Linked DNA regions of Homo sapiens: regions 2 and 3 are each linked to region 1. The links are chromatin contacts, found by Hi-C or POLR2A ChIA-PET in ENCODE. All regions are on one chromosome and are shown on one strand. The core of a region is the stretch at or near the end of the contact, and the rest is flanking DNA. Distances in the headings are between cores, read along the strand shown. Region 1 has its middle 54 kb from the start of ARHGAP42. Region 2 overlaps ARHGAP42 (Rho GTPase activating protein 42). Region 3 overlaps ARHGAP42 (Rho GTPase activating protein 42).

Region 1 (4,990 bases), core at 1,473-3,972:
TATAAATTCATTTAAAAGAATTACTGATACCACAGTATCTTTGTGTTTATTATGCAATTTTTAAATCAAAATGCTAAAAGTGCAACTGTTTTCTGGAGAATCCATGAAATGTTCTGACATGAGAAGGAAGGTTATAAAATAATGAAATTAAAGGTGTTACAATTTTCTTCTTTTCACTTGTCTTCATTTTCTAATTTTTCTAAAATAAGCATATGATACTATTATAATAAGGAAAAAATGTTTTACTCAAAAAATTTGGAAGCCATTACAATAGGTATCAGGACTCAGGTAATTAAATAGGGTAGGTGCAGGGATATTTGGTTTGAAGGTGTTCCAAGCAGATGACCCAGCCCAGAAAACAAATCACCAAGATTTGGGGAATAGGCAAATTTGAGAGAAATTTTTAAGGGAAGGGAAAACTTAGCAAGTGGAAAACTGAGAAGAGAAAGTGTTCAGTAGTTTAAATAGCAGGAATCAGGGCGCAGAGGCAAGGTTCTGCCTGGTAGGCCAAAGGTTCACTGTGTCAGTTGGCAGCACCCACATGTTCTGTAGGTAGTTAAAGACACACTGGTTAGGAATGTCCAGGTTCAGCAGAGCCATGAATGCGCAACACACATAGCATTTAGGGAATGGAGGGCTACTACAGATGTTTTGATCCAGACAGTGACATGTACAAATGAGAAGGTCAGTGGGATAATAAACAACAAGAGAAAAAGAGAGAGCAGCTGTAGCCAGGCTTCTGTTTCTCATGTGAGAGATAAAGCAGACAATAACCCACACAACTAGACTGTTTCCATGAGGAACTTACAGGAAATTCCCAGTCACCTGTGGATTAAATGATAAAGCCTCTTGATCTGCTTAAGGACATTCAGTAACTTGCCCGCCACACTCTCTCTTCCCCTCAAATCCCCAGTGCTCCTCTCTCTACTCATCTTAGGCATGAAATTAAGGTCTCCTTGCTGTCCCCTAGGACTCCAGGACCCTCCCCTTTCTGAAATGCCACTGCAGGCGTTTTCACCCCTCTAGTGCAGTGCAATTCCAAGAGCTCGCTGAGGAATGGGGCAGGCTGTCTGTGGAGCAGAAGACAGGAAGGTGTTCTAGGCAGGTGGTCCAGGCTGGAAAACAGATCAGAAGAGGGAGAAAATAGTACTATGTCTCAGACAATGAACTCAGCAGATACTCTGAAGAGAGCCAACTTTTCATGAGGGGTGAGTAGGAAGATGGCAGGCATAAGATGGATCATTTAAAAGTGGCACTTGCCATCAAACTAGCAAATAGCCAAGTTAGCTGATATGAATTTCACCTCACCTCCTTTTTTATCTTTTTCTTTTATTCATTCTTGCATTCAATGTACATTTATTGAATATTTAATGTCACCCCAGAACACAAGCCCCTTGCTAGCCATAGGAAACTGCTAAAATTTGAGCACTGCCTGGAAATCGTGCTTCTGTATAACTTTATTTGTTAATGTATATTCCTTTCTTTATAACGGCAGCCTTAACAAATCACAAATATATTTGTGAAATTCTCCCATATATACCAAAAGATTGCACCTCTGTTGAGATGCATAAGGGGCATAATGATCATTAAAAAATAAAATGGGTCTCAAACAGATTGACCACATATGAGCGATAAAAGTAGGAAGTGAACAAGTCTGAATCCCCATTCACATCCCATTTTATGTATGAAGTAAATACTTATGAAGTGCATAGCCTGCAAGATAAAACATGGGAAATTTTCTACAAGAGGAAATTGGATGTCTTGATGAGCCTTAAAGGATTTAAGGTATAGTCAAAAAAGAGGAGCAAAGCTCTGGATTCTATACTTCCTTGTGAAAAAGAGCAAATCTTTTGTTTAAGTGCCTTGCACATAATAGGTCTTCAGATATTTGTGAAGTGAACCAAACAAGCCAGATACCGAAAGCATTTCATTACATAAGTTCCAAAGAACTCAGGTACAACCAAAGGAATGGAGGAAGAAGAACTCTAAAGTGACTAAGATTAAGTTTTTGCTATTGGAGAGAATGGAGCTTGCAATGAATAAATGAAGTTGTATTTCTTTGCCCCCTGACATTTGGGACTGAGATTCACATCTGCTACTATACTTTCACATATATTATTTCATTTGCTCTTTATAGTAACCCTGTGAGAAAAGTATAGTGGACGTTATTATTATCACTATTTTACAGAGGAAAAAACTGAAGTCCAAAGAGTTTAGGACAAGGATTCAAATCCAGAATTTTTGCCCACTTTTTCTTCTAGCTAGCACATAATTTTGTCCTGCTCTGGTCAACTACTTCCTCCAAGAGCCTAACCTTCAGGGCACGGTGTTTTCTTGAGAATGTATGATTTTCTCTCCCAAGCCTCATCCAAGTTCTCAGTTTTGCCCTTTGGATCTCTGGAAAAAGATGGAGTTTTGTTTTGTTTTGTTTTGCTTTATTTTGGCTTGGTTCCAAAGGTTTCTCTGTCATAAACATTGGAAGGCTTGGCGATGAGCTATTTTGGAACTTCAGTGTCATAGTCCAAAGGAAAGGCAGAAAGCACTAGGGAAGTGAAGGCTGGAAAAGCAATAAACCTAATTACAGAGTACAAAGAGACATGGTGAACTTGTCCTTGATTCTATCTACTGTCCATATCCGTGAGGACTCATTCCAGGGAGGAGACTGCAGCAGCAGGCGAGGTAGTGAGACCAATTGAAGTCACATGGCTGCAGCATGAGAGTTTCAGAGATCAGTCTGTTGGAAGCAGGACTCCAGCCAGAACCAGCAGTTGGAAATACACACATTAGAGTCTAGCTATGAAAGACGGAGAATTTCTCTGAGCTTGGCATTCTGCCAGGGCCCCGGATAAGTGTGTTGATATTTAGGGCAGTGTTGCATTCCAACCAGGGACAAATGTACCCAGTAGAAAACAAAGTAGCCTGGGCCACATCCACTTAGTGGGCACCTGGGGCTGACTGTCACCTCAAGAACATGTGACACTGGTCCTTGAACAGCAGAATTTAAGTTCCAACATAAGAAGAATGGCCAAATCACACCGGAAAAAAGAAACACAGAGAAACAATATTGAGAGGACGGGGCTCAGAAATGGGGAGAGGAGGAGCCAAGTGCTTGTTTTTAGTAACAGAAAATAATTAGATATTGTCAAAGAGTGATCAAGAATTCGAAATAAAAATACTTAGAAATACAAAGATGAATACCAGAAGGAAACAGAACAAAAATTAGTTACCTCTAGAGAGTGAAACTAGAAGATGTTTGCAGGGAGGCTGCTAGTTTTATTATATGCCTTATAGTACTATATTTTAATTGTGGCCAAATATACACAACATAGAATTTACCATTTTAAGTACGATTCAGTGGTGTGAAATACATTCATATTCCTATGCAATCATCACCACTATCTGTTTCCAGAACTTTTTCATCAAACTAAACAGAAGCTCTATACTGCACCCATTAAATAACTCTCCACACCTGCCTTTCCCCAGTTCTTGGTAACGTCTATTTACTTCTGTCTCTGTGAATTTGCCTATTCTAGGCACCTCATGTAAGTGGAATTATACAGTATTTGTCCCTTTGTGTTTGGTTTCTTTCTCTTAGCATAATGTTTTCGGGGATCATCCATATTGTAGTATACATCAGAATTTCATGCCTTTTATGGCTGAATAACATTCCATTGAATGTATACATTTTGTTTATTCATCTGTTGATACACATTTGGGTTATTTCCAGCTTTTAGCTACTGTGAATAATGCTATGAACACTGGTGCCTAAGTATTTGTTTGAATTCCTACATTCACTTTTTTCTTTAACATATCTCCAAGCATTATTTTATGTAAATTTGTTTCAAACAACAGTTAAGAATTGAAAAAAGAAAAGATAGGAGGGATGAAGGAATGAAAGAACAATGGACAAAGGAATGAAAGAACAATGAACAAAGGATGAAATGAGTGGGCTGAACCTGTAAGTGAAGGATCCAGATTATTTAGTCAAAATGCCACGGTGTGTTGGGGACAGGAGACAGTGGCAACCCATACTCCTCCCAGCCACACTCCCTTAACTCCACCCAATGCAAGAGTGGATGGAGACTCCAAGACCCAAAAGTGAGATAAGCACTCTGGGTTCTGAATCTACATACTAGCTGTGGGAATATAGGCAAATTACTTAACCTCTGTCATACTCAGTTTCCTTAGCTGGTAAAATGTTTAAATATCCTCCTCTATTTTTATTTCTGCCAAGCCTGCTAACAGCTCTTTCTGAGATTTCTTACATTTAATATTAATAAGTGTTAAGAAACGGTATGCCTATATTATGTCTACATTTTAGAGATAAAGAGATGAATAAATATGGTCCATGCTCTCATGAGGCTTACACTCTCAGAGAAAGATGGTCTTGGGTACAGGCAAGTGCAAGAAATTGTGTGCTGGCACCAGTGGCCACATCACTCAAGGATGGTCAAATCTACTCAGAACTAACGTGTTACATTGAACATCAGGTTGCTTCATCCTCGTGTGTGTTCTGATCGGCTAATGCCTATGCTGTACTAGTTGTTGTATTTACTATTTTCAGTATCACCCTGATTTCACTTGCATGTGTCAGGAAAGGTGTCAGAGAAGGAACACCCAAGCAGAGTGCTGACTGCTCAGTGTCATCAGCCAGGCATGAGGAAGGTCTAGAAGGGCACTTTCCAAGCAGAGGGTCTGGAGGTGTTCTTTGCAGCTGAAACACAATGTCAAGGAACAGAGCTCACCAACTGAGGAGGCTGGAGAGAAAAGTAAGGGCCAAGGGTCACCAAGTAACAACTGCATCAGGAATTCAGGTGAGAGTGGAGGGTCTCCTAAGACTGCCAGAGCAACAGCAATAAGGGTAGCAATCAGAGGACCCCTGAAAAGAGCCCAGTGGGGGTAAAAATTGCCGAGTCATTGTTGACCTTTGCCAGTGGCAAAGTGAAAGACTTATTGCTGACGGCTGAAGATTAAATGACTTAAATTCCAT
Region 2 (4,990 bases), core at 755-3,254, 200 kb after region 1:
AGGAAACTACCTCATTGTCTCTGACTAGGCTTCTGTGAAATAGTAATGCAGTTCACCAGATATGCTCAAATATGTGTGGACCCCTGGTGGTGGTTTCAACCTGAGCAAGGTATGAGGAACCATTATAAATAGGCATGCATCAGGGTATCAGAGCTGCCTAGACAGACCTGCAGAACTCTCAGATTCAACATACATGACTTTAAGGGGGAAAGGGCCTACCTACTATTAATTGTTGAAAGATACTGCTTTTCTGTTTGTCTTTTTTTTTTTTTTGGAGACAGGGTCTTGCTCTCTCACCCAGGCTGGAGTGCAGTGGCATGATCCTAGCTCGCTGCAGCCTCAAACACCTGTGCTCAAGTGATCCTCCCGCCTTGGCCTCCCAAAGTGCTGTGATTACAGGCGGAAGCCACCATGCTCGGCCTACCTTACCATTTTGTAGATGTGTAAAGTGAGGCCCAACAGTTGCCACATGCCCAGGATGCACAACTAGTGAATATTACAGCAAGCAAAGTAATTTTGCACGTTTGGCTGCAAGTAATACAAAACACAATAGTGGCTTAAATCATTAATGAGTTTATGGGCCTTATGCAAAGAGGAATCTGGAAATAGGCAGCCAAGGTGATGCCTCCAGGAGTGCAGGCTCCTTTGCTCTCCTTTCCTGCCATCCTTAGTCTGTGGCCCTTATCCTCATGCTTGTCACACCACAAGCATAGCTTTGTGGCAGTTGGCACTTTCTGGCATCAGGTTCATGTTTCAGGCAGGAAGAATGGTGGCTTGGGGAAAAAAAGCATGGTGGCTTCCGCCTGTAATCACAGCACTTTGGGAGGCCAAGGCGGGAGGATCACTTGAGCACAGGTGTTTGAGGCTGCAGCGAGCTAGGATCATGCCACTGCACTCCAGCCTGGGTGAGAGAGCAAGACCCTGTCTTCAAAAAAAAAAAAAAGACTTTCAAGACTTTCAAGAACCTCACCAGGTTAATTCTGCTATCACAGGACCAGTCATAGTTACAAACTGGGTTGGAGATGTATTTTAACTGGACACACTGGCAGCTCTAGTAGTGCTGACCAGGGCATGCAAAGAATCTTCTTAGCTTCAAAGGCATTACCCACTTTACTATGATACAGACAGCTCCTCCTCAGTGACTCCTCCTCTGCCCCCTAGGGTGGCCAGTGACTGCCATATTGTTCAGTGATAGAAATTACCCTTTTTCATATTGTGCATGCATATAATAAACTTCAATTTTGGCATTTTCCAATGGTTAATGATTCCTTTATCTGTTTACGGTTGTATGTTATTTTCCCCCTTGTTGTCTGATTGGTGATTATTATAAATTGTTTCTAAAATCTTCTAATTACCCAGGTATTCCTTGATTATAAATCACATGAGCAAAATCGGCTAGTTCTTTACTCTGAAGTTTATTTTTAACAAAATTCATCCATTCATTTAAGATGTTTACAATTACTTTGTGATGATAAGACTAAGTCCTAGAGTTCATACTTTTGCAGCATTAGCAAGGACAAAATTCTGATCAAAGCTACATACTTTGGATTCTCCAAAGGTGTGTTTGTATCTTTCAAATATGTGTTCTGTAGGACAGTAGAATAACAATAAAAGCAATATTAATAGGATGTTAGTAAGGGCTCAGAAGTTAAAATCTTCTTCCATGGTCAGATTACTTTGAAAACTCCTTGGTTTAGTAACTTTTATTTTTATACTAGAATATATCTCAATTTTCAATATTACACATGCGTGTGTCTCACCAGGAGGAATATATTTCCCAAGCTTGACGAGACTTATACTGAATGCTCTTTGGAAGACACTATCTGTGAGGCAGCAACAAATTGCCTCAGTAAGTAAAAATACCAATTTCATAGTAGCAGTTTGGAAAAGGATACCATGCTACTTAAGATTCATATTGGCAACCTGTGACTGTAATTTGAGTGGTTTGGTGGCTGCTGTAATATGGAGAGCACGCGCTTTCCTTCTTGTTCTTAGTGAGTTCTGCTGAGAACAGAATGATTGCTTCTGAGTGTAGACTGTGGAGCCGCAGCGTCAGCCTCGCCTGAGTGCTTGTTAGATATGCATGATGTCAGGCTTGCTGCGGACCTACTGAACAAGAAGCTGCAGTGTCACAAGATCCTCAGGTGTTTCTTGTGTGCATTAAAGTCTGAGAAGCCCTGATCTAGAAAATAACGTCTCAACTCATCTGTGATGCCAATATTCTTGTCAGATTGTTGCTGGGGTAGGATTTCAGCTTTTGGTGAACAGAGAATGAATCAATTATCTATTTGGTTTAGTGCCAACTATAATAATAATATCATAGAGTGAGCCGTCATCTGGCATTGTTGGGAGATGGAGTACAGGTGAACAATTTGTCAGCTCGGGCAAGGTCAATAGCCTGCTTTGAGAAACCTTGGTGGGCACCACGGTTACTATTTCAGAGCCAGAGAGAAGAAGGCAGAGGGCAACATTTTTCTTGGGATATAATTTTTCTTCCCTTCTTAAAATACCGTGAGTAATGTACGGGGTGAGGGAAAGATGGGAAGGGGTCAAAGTTGAAAAAAAAGTAAGATAATTTGACTCAATTTAATCAAGTATTTGCAAGTTATATTAGTTGAAATTTTCTGTGCTTGGATTTTTGGATTCATATCTGCTGTGCTGGAATCCTGTTTCCACTATGTTCTAATCACGTGAGCTTGGGCATATTACCAAAGTGCCTGGAGCCTGAATTTCCATGTGTGTGAACGGGGGCCAGTAACACCTACTCCAGCCAGCTGTTGTGATGATTATACAGAGGAGTGGACCTTGTAAAGGGTAGCTCAGTTTACTGTCATCAGTATCCTCATAAACATCATCATTAGGTTATTAAACAAGGTTTTCATTATACTGGGTATTTCTGAGTTCCTGAAGGGAACAAAACTGTTCAAGAGAATGAATAAAAGTAAAATTTTACTAAGAAAAACACGGAACTGACTTAAAAGGAGTCATCCACATCGTTAGGATATTATAACATTGTACTAAAAAAATTAGTTAATAGGGTGTTCTTTTTTGAGAGGAGTCAAGAAAATATCCGATGAAACACGTTTATGTTAGTGACTCACCAGTGTTCTGTAAGCACAGATGGCCTTTGTATAGGGAAGCTCACATTCCTGCCATCCAAGCTACTGCTACTGTAGAAGATTTTATTCTTAGTATTTTTGCTGCTCTTGCTGGGGGTTGCTTGTGGGGAATTCCTTGCCTCTGCCAGGGCATGGTGGTCTGTAGATAGGTTTCTACTTTTTCTGGTTTACTGGGAAAGGAGGGAAAAGTGCATTCCCAGCTTAAATACTTCCACTATAAATGGTTTAAATATACCAAGAGTTAATTTGGGCACATGGCAAATATATTTCTTCACTGGGAAAATGCATTCTATGCCTCCTATGCCCTATTCATACTTCAAGATAAAAGCTAACGGGGCAAGGTGAGGGACAGGAACTTCAGAACAAAATCCACTTGGAAATGGAGGAATTCATTTTTTTCTAATTGATCAAATAGGACTTTAGTAAATAACGAATTTTTGTGGACTGGCAGGTTGGTCTCTTGAATCCACTGGGTCTGTTTCCCCTTGTGCAGCACGTGTGTGCTGGATGATTGGCTCAGTGGCTCTATGTCTATCAGATAATCTGGCCTCTCTTGCCAGAGATGGCTTTGTGAGCCCACGCCAGGCTGTTGAGCAATGGCATCCCAGTTAGGCACATGACTTTAGCTGACATATTGGGCAGATGACAAGGATTCAGGCTTATTGTGTGGGGATAGGCTTTTTCTTTACTCTGCAGAACTGAACGAGGATGGGCATAGTTTCCTGACTGCTGTCCTACAGCAAGCCACGGGATGTAGCTGATATTCTAGGCAGCAGAGCAGAGACATGCAAAGAATCTGGATCTCTGATGATCTCTCTAAGTTTCTGGATTAGCCAGACCTGAAGCTTCTCTTACCCTTGTTTCTCCAGTTATATAAACTGATGTATTTGTTTTATTTAAAACAATTCAAATAGGATTTTCTACTCCTTGAGATCAAAAGCTTCCTAACTTATACACAAATCTAAAAGTCTTCCTAACACGATGTATGAACAAAGTATTTCAGGATTTTGTCACATATGAAGGTCAGGAATTCTTTTTTGACTGGAAAGCTCAGTTAAGAGTGTGTTTACCAAAATGTCAGACAAACTTACAGAACATTGAAGCTAAACTCTTCAGTTTATTATTTTTCACAGGATATTGATTATATTATTAGTTAAGTTCCCTCTCCCTCCTAAGTTACTGCTATCTTGACACACTTTGCTTGACCAGATGTGGCACCCTCTTGGGCACTGCATAGTACAGGATATGAATTGGAAGGAAGCCAATTTATTGGAAAATAAATTCCTTTTACTACAAAAAGGCTGAACCTGAATCCAAGTAATTGGCTCTGAAATGTGACATGGAAGGATTTTGAATGGGTATGCTGAACAGCAAGCTGGATTCCTTTTTCAGTGGCAAAGAGACCAGAAGGGAACTATGCTGCTTGGCATCACAGGCGACTAGAATGTGGGTTTTGTATCCTGTAAATACAGGCTTCTGACAGAAGTCTAACTCTGCATTTTTTCATATTGCCACATCCCAAGTTATCTGAATATCTGCCATTTTTACCAAAGGTCATTTTGACTCCTGATGTCTTGGCTCTTCTCTGAAATTCAGCATTGAAAGTAAAGTTATTCTCCAGAATGGAAATTGAGGTTTGTACATTTTGGTTGAAATAAATAGGACCAATTTGTTGCCTAAAAGTTTCTCAGCTTTAAGGAGTTTTGATACTTTATTAGAGAATGCTACTTTGTTCATTCTACTAAGTATCTTTTAAATGTGCTATCCAGTATTTTAAGAAGAAATACATAAGATAGTATTCTGGTTTTCCAATGCTGTATAACAAACCAATCCAAATATTAGTGGCTTGAAATGACACCATGTATTTACTC
Region 3 (4,990 bases), core at 1,498-3,997, 160 kb after region 1:
TTGGATCATGGGGGCAGTTTTCCTCATGCTGTTCTTGTGTTGGTGAGGGAGTTCTCATGAAGTCTGTTGGTTTAAAAGTGGCAGTTTCGCTGGGTGTGGTGGCTCACACCCGTAATCCCAGCATTTTGGGAGGCCGAGGCGGGTGGATCACGAGGTCAGGAGATCGAGACCATCCTGACTAACACCGTGAAACCCTGTCTCTACTAAAAATACAAAAAAATTAGGCGGGCATGGTGGTGGGCGCCTGTAGTCCCAGCTACTCAGGAGGCTGAGGCAAGAGAATGGCATGAACCTGGGAGGCAGAGCTTGCAGTGAGCCGAGATCGCACCACTGTACTCCAGCCTGGGGAACAGAGTGAGACTCCGTCTCAAAAAAAAAAAAAAGTGGCAGTTTCCCCTATGTGCACTCTATCTCCTGCCACCATGTAAGACATGCCTACTTCCCATTTATCTTTCGCCACGATTGTAAGTTTCCTGAGTCCTCCCCAGCCATGTAGGAGTGTGAATCAGTTAAACCTCTTTTGTTTATAAATTACCCAGTCTCATGTAGTTCTTTATAGCAGTGTGAAAACAGACTAACATAAGTTGTTATGCTGGTGAGGATAAGAGAAATGAGAGTATTCAGTGAGACCAGAAGAGAGCGAAAGATTAAAGACTTGGTCACAAGTTCTGAATCTCAGCCCAAATGTGGTTTGGCAGGCAATGTTGGGATCCACATTGATAGACAAGATTAAAGTATAGCACAGATTGGTGCCTGGGTACCTGTGCAATATCAAGAACCCAGGCGTGGAGGGAGGCACTGGGAACAGGGGCTGAGTGAGAATTTAAAAGGAGGCTAGACTATGGGTCATAACCCCTGCCAAGAGTCTGGGTAGTATGGTTAAAGGATAAACAGGAACAAGGGAAAGCATAAAGAAATCCCTCAATGGTAAGCCAATGGATTCCAAAGTAGGAATTCTTTACATGTGCCTTGTGAAGAGTCTGGATTGGTGTTTGATTGCTGGAAGGACCAAATTCATCATAGGTGCTTGTAATATAGACAAGATAGATAAGTGCTGAGGCAGAGATGCCCCTAACCCTATGCAGAGTATCTTCTCAACTTGATAAAAGTCTAGTTTTATTATCATTTTCTTTTGTGGACTGTGCATTTCTTATTTCCTAATACTTAATTAGGAACTATGCTATGATATTAAACAACTTTGTAATTACTCAAATAATGTCTAGTAAGCTCCTCCAACTTGGTATGTCTCATATTTGCCTAAACTTAACTCATCTGATTGCATGGCTTCATTGGGATTCCTTGGCGATAGGATATAATTAAATAATTTAAATGCAAGATTTCAGAGCGTGTTCTCAAGATGACTCTGTTTTTGATTTGTGTTTGGCAATTAAAAAGCAAAATCTGACCACAAGGAGGACATTGTGGAGAACCAGACTTAGATACCTCAATGATAACTAAATTTCCATGTGTTTTTCATGTGAGCCTTTAGATTACAAGGGGCTGTGAAGTATCAGAAGGATGTATGCCTCCAAGTACTAGGTCGTATTTACAGTGACATGCCAGTATTCGTCAGTAGGGCTGTGACTTTTTTTTCTGTTGATTTATTTAATAGGAAGCAATTTATTGACTTTGCAAGTGAGCATCCGTGGAGCTTGAAGCCAGAAATGGAGTGGAAAAATCTTATTTGATGTTGTGGCTCCTAGAAAATAATAACTAGAATTTGTGGTTGCAGATAAAACCAATATTGCAGAGTGGATGGCCTATCAGTGAGGGTATTAATTGCTACCAAAGACACCAAGTATCTGGTGGGAGAGTTGGTGTCACTTTTAATAAAACTCACCCTGTTTTGCTGACATGGTATTTATTGTTTAGGTATACCACAAACTGATTGTGCTTCTTATTTTGGTTATGGATTAAATTGTTCTTAAAATTTACCATTGGATACAGCAGTCAGTATGCTACCTTTGATTTTTTAAGTGTTCAAAAAATTAAGACTCTCTCAGTGGAAGTTCCAAGCATAAACTACTGATGTGATGGTCCTTAGATTATTGCATGCTTTTGTAGTATAATGCTGGGTATCACTTGGCTATGTATGTTTATCCTGCTCTTATTTTTCTTGGTGTGGCCAGGTCTAGAAGCATATGACCAAGTCATCTGCTCTGGCTTATATCCGATTTAAGTGGTAATGTTTTACTACTTGTTTCCTACTCTGTATGAAATGTCAGTTAAGAAGGATACTAAGAAAGGGCTTTACAGAGCCTACACTGTCATCCAAATGGAAAAGTAAGGTTATTGTTGGGGCATCATCTGGACTTATAAAATGTAATTGCATTGGTTCAATCTGGCTTTTATAGACTTCTATAGATTTTTAAGTTTTCCTAGAGATATAACAACATCTAAATTCTTACTGCTGACGCAGTTCTCCATTGTAGCATATCTGAGGGTGTTATGCCAAGTGTCAGGTTCCAGCCTAAGCTGAGGACCGAGGGGAGTGGGTGGATGAGTGGCAGGTAGCTGGAAAAAATGCTTGCAAGATCGTAGACAGTTTTGATATGGCTTTACTCTCTCTCTGGGCATGAGTGAGCTGTGGGTGCAAGCAAGCCATGGGTGCAGTCAAGCCATGGGCATGAGTCTTGGCGTGAGCATTAGCAGGGTAATTATACCTTTTACAGACAGTAGTGGCTCCAAACCAAGCATGTGCTCACGTGAGTGATCACCTAATGCGTCTTGCATGGTTACATAACGTACAGAGTTGTGTGCCTGTGCTCCAAATCTGCTGAGTCATGCTGCACTGGAAGGCCGCCTTGGCCTATTCCTGACTAAAGTGCAGCCATCTCCCTTACAGAAGGTCATAAGGGATTTGGGCAGTCTAATAAAGTGATATAGCATGCTGTTGACATTATTGTATATGTCACTGAATTTATGATCTGTACTTTTTTTGGGGTGTGTGTTTTACGTTATTTAAGTTTAAGGAAAGACTTCTGGAAGAAATTTTTAACACAGCATTGTCTGATTATGATATAAATGTTAATTGGATGCAAGAGAGACATGCTTTCCCAATTCTCATCGTAGTTTTAAAATATGTAAAGCCCAAACTGATCAATTGTTGAAACATTTGATGGTATATTACCTAGTATTTAAGATAGTGGAGTTATGTCAACAATGAACACAGCAATTTTTAACATTTTCTCTCATTCTACTTTTAGACATTAAACAGGTCTTCCAGGCAAAAATAGTAGTGTGAATTTAAGCGTGCTAAAAAGATTAATCTACAAAATAGGTATTTTAGACAGTTTAGGAATGTTTCAGAATTTATGATATTGGCAAATATAGAAGCTGTCATCATACTTCCTCACTGTCTAGGTATGATTCAACTATTATGTTTGTGAACGTTTATACTCTCAGCACCTGTCATAAATAGACTTCAGTAATAGTTTTTTTTTTTGTTCTGAAAGTGTTTTTCCAATATTATGTTGTAGAGATAAAAGGAAACCAATGGTAATGTTCTTAAACTCAATAATTTGTTAGAAAGTTAAAATTTATATATGAAACTATATTTTGATTGTTCTTTAGTAATCTCATGCTCCAGTTGGACAGGAAGGGAGAGAGATTACTACTGAATATAGTCAGGAAAGTTTCATGCAGGTGGCAGGAATTTAGATAGCTAACATAATTTCCCAAAGTGTCCGGCCTATCTTTTCATAATATTTCATGAATCCTAGAATAAGAGTTGGTATGTTTCTCCTTGTAGAGCAAATAGATTGTGGAAATGTATTGTTAAACTCCCAAATGCATTCAATGGTCATCTATTTTCAGTCTACTGTGTATTAAGTATTGGTTTTGGAATATATCTCTGACTAAACCAAGTTCTTGTCATAAAAAATATTGTTATGGTTAAAATCTGTAATTTTAGGACCAGCTGTTGTGTTACATGTTAGTCTGGATCCCCAAAACCAGATAATAAAGTAGTTGTTATTCATGTAAATAATAATATTGATAAATAAAATACGAGGTATTACAAATTATTGCTGATAATTGAGTATTAGAAATGTGCATGTAACTTCCAGATTTTGCTTAAGGAAAGTCTGAGAATAAGTGGCTCAAACATTCACACAAACTCAATAACTATTCTGTATAAAGCACAGTGATGGGTGCTGGGGGTAGTTATTTTGTGTATGCTTTTTGTCCAAAGTCTGGTGTAGAATAGACTCCACAGTTTTCATGGTCTCTTAGGGCATTTTTGGGTCCTGTGTACCAGAAGTTCTAACCCTGGCCTCTCATGTCTAGGGAGCTGCTGGGGCACACTAGGCAGTTTGGATCTGCCTGGCTTGTGTCAGAGGTTTCTGTTAGACTTTGTGGATGGGCCAGGCAGGGAAGTGACTGGAGATCCCCATCAGCCTGTTCTCTTAAAATGCAATTTACATGATAATACCTTACATTCTTGTACCTGCTCTATGGTATTGTAAATTCCTGTTTAAGAAAGCACAGAAAGATCTGTGTTATGTTAAGCCTAGAAAACTATTAACACAATACTTTGATATTATTATAAATGAAAGGATTTAGAGGAAAATTTCAGATATGGGCTTAAAAAGTTAGGCCACTGTTACTAACTCATAAAATGAATATTTAATGTCCTCAACTTTTTTTTTTAATAGAACAAATGACAAACATGAGTGTCTTCATTGTACCAAGAAATATGTCCTTTTCTGGAACTGAGACTACAAAATTTAAAGACACCCAGTCGTAATTTTTTGAAGTCCTTTCCCTGAAAAATCAACAAAAAAAAAAAGAGGGAAGAAAATTTGTTGTCAGATTGGGGCCAGTCTCAGAAAACTCCTGGAGGGAGAGGAGTTTTTGTTGTGGAGAACCAGACATGCAATTGCTTTTGCATGTTAAAATTTTTCTTCTCAGACATTGCCATTATAATCAACTATTATCTTACTAAATCTATAAATAGTGTTCATATGGGAAACAGACCAGAAAACCATTC

What was found. Hi-C counts contacts between places; a loop is a spot of excess contacts on that map. ChIA-PET counts read pairs that join two places held with the same protein, here RNA polymerase II (POLR2A). Pooled maps may share reads with other maps.
Region 2: a loop to region 1 is called in a pooled map, with 2.0 times the contacts of the local background. The contact joins two enhancer-like sites. A Hi-C loop is called at or near these places in 2 of 37 single-sample maps with no recorded cell type and 3 of 50 pooled maps. POLR2A ChIA-PET finds 5 or more read pairs at or near these places in 1 of 52 experiments (OCI-LY7).
Region 3: a pooled map shows a loop between it and region 1 (2.0-fold over the local background). The contact joins two enhancer-like sites. A Hi-C loop is called at or near these places in 2 of 50 pooled maps. POLR2A ChIA-PET finds 5 or more read pairs at or near these places in 3 of 52 experiments (GM12878, HEK293 and activated T-cell).

The regions. Positions count from the first base shown.
Region 1 is chr11:100,630,494-100,635,483 of GRCh38, forward strand. No RefSeq gene overlaps it. Among named protein-coding and RNA genes, the nearest start is that of ARHGAP42, 54 kb to the right of the region's middle. Within about 2 kb of position 2,723, at least 17 of the 41 ENCODE cell types and tissues checked have a DNase peak (open chromatin) inside an H3K27ac peak, as active enhancers do.
Region 2 is chr11:100,828,432-100,833,421 of GRCh38, forward strand. The region is part of intron 3 of ARHGAP42 (Rho GTPase activating protein 42); the gene reads left to right. Among named protein-coding and RNA genes, the nearest start is that of SNORD13I, 100 kb to the right of the region's middle. RefSeq lists enhancers at 1-612, 613-1,336. Within about 2 kb of position 2,005, at least 5 of the 41 ENCODE cell types and tissues checked have a DNase peak (open chromatin) inside an H3K27ac peak, as active enhancers do.
Region 3 is chr11:100,786,909-100,791,898 of GRCh38, forward strand. All of the region lies in intron 2 of ARHGAP42 (Rho GTPase activating protein 42), which reads left to right. Among named protein-coding and RNA genes, the nearest start is that of ARHGAP42-AS1, 100 kb to the left of the region's middle. Within about 2 kb of position 2,748, at least 5 of the 41 ENCODE cell types and tissues checked have a DNase peak (open chromatin) inside an H3K27ac peak, as active enhancers do.